3 separate regions of the Homo sapiens genome follow, and all the other regions are linked to region 2. A link is a contact called in ENCODE Hi-C or POLR2A ChIA-PET data. All regions are on one chromosome and are shown on one strand. Each heading gives the region's core, a stretch centred on a gene start or an enhancer-like site at or near the end of the contact. The rest is flanking DNA. Distances are from core to core; before and after follow the strand shown. Region 1 overlaps TAB2 (TGF-beta activated kinase 1 (MAP3K7) binding protein 2). Region 2 overlaps UST (uronyl 2-sulfotransferase). Region 3 has its middle 69 kb from the start of UST.

The links. Hi-C counts contacts between places; a loop is a spot of excess contacts on that map. ChIA-PET counts read pairs that join two places held with the same protein, here RNA polymerase II (POLR2A). Pooled maps may share reads with other maps.
Region 1: a pooled map shows a loop between it and region 2 (4-fold over the local background). The contact joins two enhancer-like sites. A Hi-C loop is called at or near these places in 2 of 37 single-sample maps with no recorded cell type and 3 of 50 pooled maps. POLR2A ChIA-PET finds 5 or more read pairs at or near these places in 8 of 52 experiments (BJ, GM10248, GM12878 and 5 more).
Region 3: a map with no recorded cell type shows a loop between it and region 2 (10-fold over the local background). The contact joins two enhancer-like sites. A Hi-C loop is called at or near these places in 2 of 37 single-sample maps with no recorded cell type and 4 of 50 pooled maps.

What each region holds. Positions count from the first base shown.
Region 1 is chr6:149,333,276-149,336,675 of GRCh38, forward strand. The region is part of intron 1 of TAB2 (TGF-beta activated kinase 1 (MAP3K7) binding protein 2); the gene reads left to right. Among named protein-coding and RNA genes, the nearest start is that of TAB2, 17 kb to the left of the region's middle. Within about 2 kb of position 1,761, at least 12 of the 41 ENCODE cell types and tissues checked have a DNase peak (open chromatin) inside an H3K27ac peak, as active enhancers do; they include GM12878, where a contact is called at or near this core.
Region 2 is chr6:149,052,969-149,056,422 of GRCh38, forward strand. The region is part of intron 7 of UST (uronyl 2-sulfotransferase); the gene reads left to right. Among named protein-coding and RNA genes, the nearest start is that of UST-AS2, 22 kb to the left of the region's middle. RefSeq lists an enhancer at 1,447-1,566. Within about 2 kb of position 1,959, at least 4 of the 41 ENCODE cell types and tissues checked have a DNase peak (open chromatin) inside an H3K27ac peak, as active enhancers do; they include GM12878, where a contact is called at or near this core.
Region 3 is chr6:148,676,555-148,680,204 of GRCh38, forward strand. No RefSeq gene overlaps it. Among named protein-coding and RNA genes, the nearest start is that of UST, 69 kb to the right of the region's middle. Within about 2 kb of position 1,582, at least 4 of the 41 ENCODE cell types and tissues checked have a DNase peak (open chromatin) inside an H3K27ac peak, as active enhancers do.

The sequences.
Region 1 (3,400 bases), core at 511-3,010, 280 kb after region 2:
AGCAGCGTCACCAACCCAAGATTAGTGAGGCGTACATTTTGCCTCTTTTTTCTCTTTTCCCTAGTGGTAATGGATTTCTGCAAATTCGTCTAAACTTTGGCCCAGATTTCTTGTGTTGAATGGAGTACACATTGCAAATAGTAGGCTAGGTTTAGAGTTGAGTCCATAATAGCATGTCTCCTAGGAAATTTCTTGTGCACATTTTAAAAGAAAGGAATGTTAATCTGTCTGTCTTCTACGCAGTCCTTCTGCCCATTTTCAGGTAGATGGTAGATGTATAGGCCAAGTTTCTCTTCAGTATTTTTATATACCTTTCCACTTTTGAGCTTTACAAGACAAAAATACCCTTAGCCCTTACTATTCCAATGCAGATTTAAATATTAGGAGATTGGGTATTTTTAAAACCATATATTCTTTTATTTCCAGATCCATAGTGTGTGTGTGTGTGTGTGTGTGTGTGTGTGTGTGTGTCTATGTGTCTGTGTGTACAGATACATATATTGTGTTAGTCCATGGCAAATTAGTAAAGTTTGTAAAAAGAATGTCTTTCTCTGGTATTGTTGACACCAACATAGTAAGAATGTTTAAGTGCTTTGCATTAAGCATCTCAGGGAATAAGGAAAGGGAGCTGTATAAAATAATTCTTTGTCTAGTAGGACAAACTGTGTAGTTAACTGAGTCTCGTATAGAGGTGCCTGCCTCACATGATTATTGGGAGCATTAGATGAGTTTATGCATTATAAGTCATTTGACCTAGTGCCTAGCACTTAGTAAATGTAAGCTATTAATAGAAAATTTATTGCTATAAAATTATAAAAATAATAAACTTTAAACTTTATAATCATTTTTGTTATAACTCTTCACTTGGCTTTCTTGATACCATTCTTCCCAACATTTTCTCTGCCTGATTTTTCTGACTTATTCTAAATTCTTCATCCTCAGGTCTCCTCTCTCTTACCTTTTTTTCATTATTCCCTGTGTCAGTGTCAGCACCTTCTGCTGAAACTCACTACAGCGTATCTCTACAAAATCTCTTGCCTTTCTTAGGGAGGAAAGTGACACGATTCAGCCAGTTTTTAGGAAGCTAGCCAAGTTTGTTACCACTGTGAAATACAGTTTAGAAAGGCTTAGCCAGGCATAAGGCCTGTAATACTAGAGTCTTGAGAGGTTGAGGCAAGAGGATTGCTGAAGCCAGGAGTTTGAGACCAGCCTGGGCAACATAGCAAGACCCCATCTCTAATAAAAATAAAAAACTAACTCGGCAGGTAAAGTGCACCTGTAGTCCTGCCTACTCAAGAGGCTGAGTTGAGAGGATCACTTGAGCCCAGGAGTTCGAGGCTGCATATCTATGATTACATGACAGCACTCCAGCCTGGAAAATAGAGCAAGACCTTGTCTCTTAAAAAAAAAAAAAAGAAAACCTTAAGAGTAGAACAAGCAGTCAAACAAGAGGTCATGGTGTTAGGTGATTGCCCAGATAACACATACTTGAACAAGGACATTGTGGTGGAAAAGAGAAATTTTTGTGAAAGTAATCAGTGAAACTTTGCCATTGATTATATGTGGAGAGGAAAAGAATTGAGAACTCTGAGGTTTCTAGCTTCAGAAGCATGTCATTTATAATTAACAGAGAAATACATTAGTGAGTAGGAGGCAGTGAGTTGAGTTTTGGACAAGGTGACTTTAGGTTGCCAGCATGGTATTGTCAGGCTATTAGTTTACTTGTTCCAGTCCCACCCCTCCCTTCCGCCTCCCTCCTTCCCTCACTCGCTCACTGAATTCCATTGCTATTAGTCTAAGAACTTCCCTTTAGGAAAAGTAATTTTTTTTAGTCACAGTCAGCAGTAGAGCTTGAAATTTGTGGAGACCAATTCCCCATTTCCTACCCACATTCTCATTATCCTCTTTTGGTCCGTTTCCCCAGGGAAAAAGGTGAAGATTATTTAGAATAATATCTACTACCATCATTACTACCACCCCACCCCACCTCACCTCCAGGAAATTGGTAGAAAAGTTTATATATAGATATGTATGTATGTATGTATTATATATATAAAAAATATATGTGTGTATATATAACATATATATAATATTTACATACATATATTTGAGACAGGGTATTACTCTGTCACCCAGGCTGGAGGGCAGTGGTACAATCATAGCTCACTGCAGCCTTAACTTCCTGGGCTCAGCCTTAACCTCCCACCTTAGCCTCCCAAGTACCTGGGACTACAGACACCAGCCACCATGCCTGGCTAATACTTTTTTTCTAACTTTTTGTAGAGGCAGGGTTTTGCTGTATTGCACAGGCTAGTCTCAAACTCCTTGGCTCAAGTGATCCTCTTGCTTTGGTCTCCCAAAGTGCTGCGATTACAGGTATGAGCCACTATACCTGACCTAGTTTTTTATTTTTACATCAAATAAATGAAGCAACTTGGCAGGGCTCTTTGAAGAAAAATACAATTTTATGAAGTGTTTGTGATTAAAATATTAATAAGCAGAGTAACACCTCATTCATCTAGTATTCTTAGGTAGTAAGTACATAAAATGATTGAAACTTACTCCTGAATCTATTTTAGAGATTTTATAGAGATTTTACAATATATTATGTATATTGTGTGTAGATAAATATAGATATTCATACCTCCAAATCTATTTCTTTATAATGTTTCACATACTTTGCTGCTTTCTGAAATAGTAACACCTCCTCCCCTCCCCCACTTTTACCCTGCATACTAAACCTTTTCTGGAAGATAGAAATAAACATTTTGTTTCAGAGCTTCAGAATGAGTCAGGAACCCCGGGTTCTAGTCCAGGGCCTGGCACTAAGTTGCTATATGAGAACTGAATCATAGATTCTAGAACAGTGCCTGGCACGTAGTAGTGCTTAACCAATATGTTTGGAATGAATCATTGTCTTGTGCTGACTTTAGTGCTCCTTCCTTGATTTATTACTTGGAATTCATTGCTGCCTAGTAAATAAGCTTCTGGGTTCTTAATTAAATAGGAGTATCTAGGTTCTGATAGAGGTGAACTATAAGCCTAATTTATGTCTGTTTTAACTCCTTAGTGGAACTTTTGGCTTATCTTGATGTATTTTCTGGTACTCGAAGTTGCCAAACAGATGATCTTCTGTGCTTGATTTATTGGGGGCACTTGCTGAGTACTTTATATGTGCCTATATTATGTATATGCAGTGTTCTATGTGTAAGCACATAGCACATGTCTCCGGGGATCTTATAACTTAGATGAAGAGACACAGAAGTAGACTGTAAGAGAATAATTAAATGTTGATTCATAAAGCATTGACCTACAGCTACATTAGTAGTTGTAGGAAAAGATCCATGTGGGCTGAAGCAGGATAAAAAGAATTCAAGTAGAAGGTGAAATTGGAATTGGT
Region 2 (3,454 bases), core at 709-3,208:
AGGAATACTCCTTATTTTTCTAAAATAGCAAAGCAAAAATGGGAACCCTTTCCAGTTTAGTTACAGCAAGTATCTATTGGAGTTTTAGAAATTCTTAGAGTACATCATTTATCATATAGAACAAAACTTGATTAATGAACACTTTTTAAAAGTCTTTTTAGGGTCCTATTATTATTTTAGTTGTTTAGATATAAAAATATTTTATGACATATTCACTGTTAAATTTATAGTGAATTGACATTCAGTGACATTTGTTTTTAAAGTTGTTTATTGAAATATGTAGTCTACCAGAAATAAGTACGGTTACCAACTACTGAAATCAATTTAATAGTAATTTGGTCTTGTTAGTCTGTTAAAAAGAATTATTGGCCTTCAGATATTTCCACAAAGCCCTTTGTTACTCATGAATCCCATCAAGATGCTATGAATAAAGACTGTGAATATCAATAAGTTTGAAAACATTCCATGCTCATGTTCAGGGTCATATTTTTCCCTGTCTTCTATGTTCCTCTTTGTGGCTATAAACCCAAACTTATGTGTTGTGTGTTTTTTCTATGACAATTATGGATATGACTTATTTACTATATGCTCTATGAGGTATAACCTAATGTCAACTGACTTCAACTATGTTTGCCATACTTCCAAAAAAATAGCCACTCATGTATCTGTCTGATCAGGAGGTGAACCGATGGTGCTGTATGAAATTGAGAACTAATTATCTCATAAACATTCTAAGTGGATATAAGGAATTATGTGCTCAGTTGCAACCACTAATTTATCGAAGCACCGGGTCTAAATACCTCAGGGAATGCACAGAAGCCTGATGGTTGAAAAGCCTTCAAAGCATTCTCTCAGCTAAAAAGTACAAGAATTGGGGCTCATATCTAGTGCCTTTTTGGACAGTTGGTCACAGAAGCTTAGAAACATTGGCACAAGTATTGTCAGGTGGAGCCTGGCCGTGACCTCTGTGAAATGGCTGTCATGAGCTTGGCAGGGTGGGAATAATGGCTCTCCTGCCACCATCTGTCACCCCTGTCCAAGACACCAGCACAATTTGAGAGCAGCTGTGGTTCCCTACCCTATTCTCACCCCATCCCCCCATGCCCAGCAGCTCCCTCCCTGGGACTTTGGACCTCGTGGGAAAAAAATGGAGAAGGAGGGAAAGAAAAGTACTTGAGGGTTTTGTAAATGTTCAGAAAGGGAGGGGGGTGCGGTAGAATTAAATCTACCCAAAGAAGAGCCAAAGAGCTTTCACTTGCTTTCCCTTCTAGCCAACCAGTAACCAGTAGGCCTTCATTTTATTGTCACATGTAAAACTCAAGAAGTGATGAGTAAGTAGCATTCAATTAGAATTTAATCTTTTTTGGTAGAAATGGTGTAAAAGTTTTCAATGAGGATATGCTGATTCCTGGTTGCATGTTCCACAGCCTTTGATGTTCAACCACATCATCTTGCACTTATAGCTAAAAGGTGTCAGACACCTAACATTGTCTTAGCAATCTTCTGTGGTTCCAGATACTGTGTGCATCTTACAGGCTGGAGTTGGGGGACACCGATGCTTAATGGGAAAACTAATGACTTTATACAGATCTTATAAAACTCTGCTATTGTCGGGGGGCAGGCATTTAGTAGATTAAGTTTGTAATCTAAGAGAGGAAACTGGGCAGGAAAGACAAGAGTGAGGTGAAGCACCACCGTGGACCAGAAAAAGGCTTGAAATTAGAAGCCTTTGGCAAAAGTGTGAAACTTTGCCACTTTACATTGTTCAGTGGGTCAGAAATTGTCAAAGATTTTCTTTTTTCTCCAAAGAGAAATGACGAGGAAGGAGAGACATTTTTTATTTGTTCTGGGTGTTTGTTTATTGTTTGTTTTGGACAAGGTCTCACTCTGTTGCCCAGACTGGAGTACAGTGGTGCAGTCACAGCTCACTGCAGCCTAGACCTCCCCGGCTCAAGCAATCTGAAAGAGAGACATTTCAAAATTGAACCTAAGACTCATGGTTTATCGCATGAGAACCCACAGCTCTCACAGAAACTCAAGAAATGTCTTAGTGAGGGGACTCAATCCTTTACACTTCGAGCTGAAAGGACGGCAGTCAGCCCAGCCAGGAGGTTACCTCAGCATAGACCAAGTAAATAAATCATTTGGTAGAAGCCATTTGAGAGTAAAGGTTACTAGAAAGTCATAAATCAACCAGCAAGTCGATGTATGGTTTTGCTAGAATGTAGGAGCAATTAGAAATTTTTAGAAATATTTCTTTAACTGTGCGTGACTTGAGGAAGAGGACTATGACCTAACTAACCAGTTACTATTATTATATCAAAATGAGATTTTAAAAAATACAGTATGGATTTAATGCCGGTTCACTTATTCAGTTTTATGCAGTTAAGTTGTTGTTTTTAGAACATTATGAAATTTCATTTCATGCCCCAATAAAACTAAACTAAAATGGAATGGGTTACAGCTTTTCCATTTGTTGACTTTTCTCTTTCAAACATCTTTGATTTTCCATTCATTGAACACACTTTTTAAGAATGCTTTGAATGTCATTCAAGTTACCCGTTTCTCCTGTCCCCTCCCCCACCTGTCTCTAATGCAGTTTCCAAAGTGAACCAATCCTAACGGAACCTAATGATACCTTTGAGCACGTTTCTTAGTAACACTAGCACCTCTTTCTTACCTGCTTCTAATTCACATAATGGCCTTTCTAGCATTGGCTGATTGTTTCTTTTTCATTTCCCCTTTATCACTCCCACCCATGTCTTATCAAAGGGGAAGGCTGGTGGTTAATGGTCAGTGCATTGCACCACAATTTCATGCTTGTGCTGCATCAAAAGTCTAACCTGACAATCAGTCCCTTCTCTTCCATCTGACATCAGAAGCTTCTGCAGTTTCTCACAGCCATTGGCCATGAAAGTTCAGCTCAAGAAGTCATCGCAACTACCTTCATTTATAGCCTGTTGTTGACCTAAAACCTAATGCATGTCAGTGCTCTTCTCTGTTTCTTCTCTCATGTCAGAAAAATTAAAATGTTTTAATTTTTTTCCCAGGCTGCATTTGCAAGTTTTAATATGTCTATAACATTTTTATAGTATATCAGTATCCATATCAAACATTTAACTCTGTTACTCTGCTTTTCTTTTCTTTTCTTTTTTTTTTTTTTTTTTTTTTTTTTGAAATGGGGTCTCGCTATGTCGCTGCAGTGCGGTGGCGTTAGCTCACTGCAACCTCTGCCTCCCGGGTTCAAGCGACTCTCAGCCTCCTGAGTGGCTGGGATTACAGGCATGCACCACCATGCCCAGCTAATTTTTGCATTTTTAGTGGACACGAGGTTTTGCCATGTTGGCCAAGCTGGTCTCAAATTCCTGACCTCAAGTGATCCACCACCTTGGCCTCTCAAAGTGCTGGGATTACAGGCCTAAGCCACCGCACCCGGCCTACCCCTGCTTTTCAA
Region 3 (3,650 bases), core at 332-2,831, 380 kb before region 2:
GGAGAAAGATGTAGGCCAGATGACTAAACCAGTCTAGTCTCTCCACGTTCTTCTGCCTGCTTTTATTCTGGCTGCACTGGCAGCTGATGAGATGGTGCCCACCCAGGTTGGGGGTGGGTCTGCCTTTCTCAGTCCACTGACTCAAATAGTAATCTCCTTTGGCAACACCCTCACAGACACACCCAGGAATAATACTTTGCATCTTTCAATCCAATCAAGTTGACACTCAATATTAACCATCACAGTACGAAATCCTGTTTACACCGTTTTTTCCTATACATACCTAATGTAAAGTTTAATTAATAAATTAAGCAAGCAAAATATTAACAATAATAACTAATAATAAAATAGAACAATATACCATAATAAAAGTTATGTGAATGTGGGCCGGGCATGGTGGCTCATGCCTGTAATCCCAGCACTTTGGGAGGCTGAGGCAGGTGGATCACCTGAGGTCAGGAGTTTGAGACCAGCCTGGCCAACATGGTGAAATCCTGCCTCTACTAAAAATAAAAAAAATTAGCCGGGCATGGTGGTGGGCACCTGTAATCCCAGTCACTCGGGAAGCTGAGGCAGGAGAATCTCTTGAACCCAAGAGGCAGAGGTTGCAGTGACCTGAGATGGTGCCACTGCACTCCAGCCTGGGTGACAAAGAGAGACTCCATCTCAAATAAATAAAATAAAATAAAACAAAATAAAATAAAATAAAGTTATGTGACTATGGTCTCTCTTTCTCTCTCAAAATATCTTACTGCACTGTAATCATCAATCTCCAGACCACAGGTGACCATGGATAATTGAAACAAAAACTACAAATAAGGGGAGGAAATATCAGTAAGGGTAAAACGAATCTAGCCAGAAGGCAAAGTTGGAGATTTTTCTCTCTGCTATTAGGTAGATAGATATATTTTCAGCACTATCCTCAGAATAAATTAATTAAAAGACTATGCTAAATGTTTTCAAGTCTGGTTCTGAAATAACTCCTTCAATTAGAGGTTATTTTTAGCTTCCTTTTTCTAAACTTAAATGAAGAACTTTTACATTTTTCTGGCGTTTCAGACTATTCTGTTTCTGTAGCTGCCATTTAAAGGTAGATCAGAAGAGAGGTAGACGGAGACTGAAATTCCTAATTTCACTTCCTCTTTTTGGTTTTCAAATTAATGAGTTGTGTACGACTGGGTGCGTGGGAAAGCATGCACAGGCCAGTGTCTTCCTTGGTTGTGTGATATCTCACACTTGCCCATGTCATGCGGCAGCATAATTTTCCATTAATGATCTGATTTGGCCCATGTGAACTTCACCTCCTACCCACATTCATAGCAGCTTTTGCTTGGGAAGGCTTTGCATTTTCTTCATGACTGGAGGTCACAATACTAAAAAATCCGTAGGAAAATAAAGTAATGGGCCTGCTAATATGTTTAATGGCTTTAATAGCATTGAAAACTAATATGCTTAATGCTCATTTCATTCATAGTTGCCCTTGGCATGATGGATGGCAAGATTGTGCATTTATGCAGAGGCAAAAAATGGCCCAAATGTCACTGTGAGTGTGATGCAGGAGAGTGAGAGAGAAATGTTACGGCAGCATTATGAAATCTCAACTCCAATCCATCTTCACAGGAAATAATTACATTAGGTGAGAAAAGGGGCAGCCAACCATGAGGCTGGTGCTAGCTTAAAGGAATTTGGTTCATTTGTTGAAAAGCAGAAATTCTGAAAGCCTGTGCTGAGTGAATTATCTTGAGAGCAAGACCCATAATAGCATAGAAAGAGGAAGTTCTGAGACATGACAAATTCTGAATTGGGGAGATCACCTTTTCTTTCACAGCTTTCTTCCTAGTTCTATGGTTACATTATGGGCTGTGTTCTAGAGCTTTCCAGCCTTGCCCTCTTTGGTCTATATCGCATTCCTTAGGGCACTATTCGTCGTAGGTAAGTGGATTAATTAATTCGGGTCACTACATCAGTATGTCGTGAACTGGTCCTACACAAAGATGTTTTAGATGAGGCTCTCTGGAGAAAAACCTCAAGGGTCATCAGCAATTGGGAATCTCAGTAATACTGTGGCCCTGGCAGGGCTCTCAAGCATTTGCCCATGCCATCTGGACATGGGGCTGGTGCTGGAGAGACAGCACTAGCATTCTGAACTGTGAAGATAAAATTTGCTGGGACGATGAACCTCTTTAGTAGATTCCACTGCCTCAGCTTTCCAAGGGCCATAGGAGAGGACAGTATTAGTCTTTCCTCTTCCCTCAGGGGCCCAAACACCATCAGGGGCCTAGACAGGAGAGGGGGCTACAAAAGAGGAAGTCCTCAGAATTAGAAGCAAGCTGTGGGTACCGTGAAACCCTTTCCTCACTGATAGTGAACATCCATGTGGACACGCAATGGCCAATGACTGGGTCTAGAGACATTGACTTGCTCACCAAGTGACAGCATCTAAAGTGGCTATGACTCCTCATCATGGTCTTACTCGGTGATATGGTTTGGCTGTGTCCCCACCCAAATCTCATCTTGAATTGTAGCTCCCATAATTCCCACATGTCGTGGGAGAGACGTGGTGGGATGTAATTGAATCATGGGGGCAGGTCTTTCCAGTGCTGTTCTCATGATAGTGCATAAGTCTCATGAGATCTGATGGTGTTATAAAGGGGAGTTCCTTTGCACATGTTCTCTTGCCTGCCACCATGTAAGACATGCCTTTGTTTCTACTTTGCCTTCTGCCATGATTGTGAGGCCTCCCCAGCCATGTGGAACTGTGAGTCCATTAAACCTCTCTCCTTTATAAATTACCCAATGTCAGGTATGCCTTTATTAGCAGCATGATAATGGACTAATACACTCAGCCTTACAAGGTCCTGCCTTTCCCATCAACTCATACAGGGGCTTGTGATGCTTACTGCAGAGGAGAACTTTTAAACAATATCTCTTTAGGATAAGTAACAGTAATGTGACCACTGGGGTTTTTGAAAGATTCCATTCTAAGCCAAGGCTTATAGGGCATAATGCTTTACTATTCTAAATTTTCACCACAATTTTAGTGTAGCCGTAGCATCTAAGCATTTGTGTTTACTAACAGCTGCTCACCCCCAGGTCTTAAACAAAGCATTCTGTATGAGTTCAAGTTTTTGAGGATCCTTAGGACTTTACTTGGTGACAGGCAATTCAGTAATTTTAAAGGTTAAGGGGATGGGCATGGTGGCTCATGCCTGTAATCCCACCACTTTGGGAGGCTGAGGCAGCAGATTGCTTGAGGTCAGGAGTTGGAGACCAGCTTGGCTAACATGGTGAAACCCCATCTGTACTAAAAAGACAAAAAAATAGCGGGGCATAGTGGTGCACGCCTGTAGTCCTAGCTACTCAGGAGGCTGAGGCAGGAGAATCGCTTGAACTCGGGAGGCAGAGGTTACAGTGAGCCAACATAGCACGACTGCCTGGGTGACAGAGCGAGACCCAGTCTCAAAAAAAAAAAAAAAAAAGTTAAGGAATAAAGAAAATGACAGTTAGTGAGTCTTCTTAATTGTTCTGGATATTCTGAAGACAGCCTAGCTACCAAAGCGTCCTGAAGCCCAGTTATTTTATTGATTGCCCCACCTCACCTAAATAATTGATTTTATAATTTACATTTGATTCCATCATATTTGAGCTTT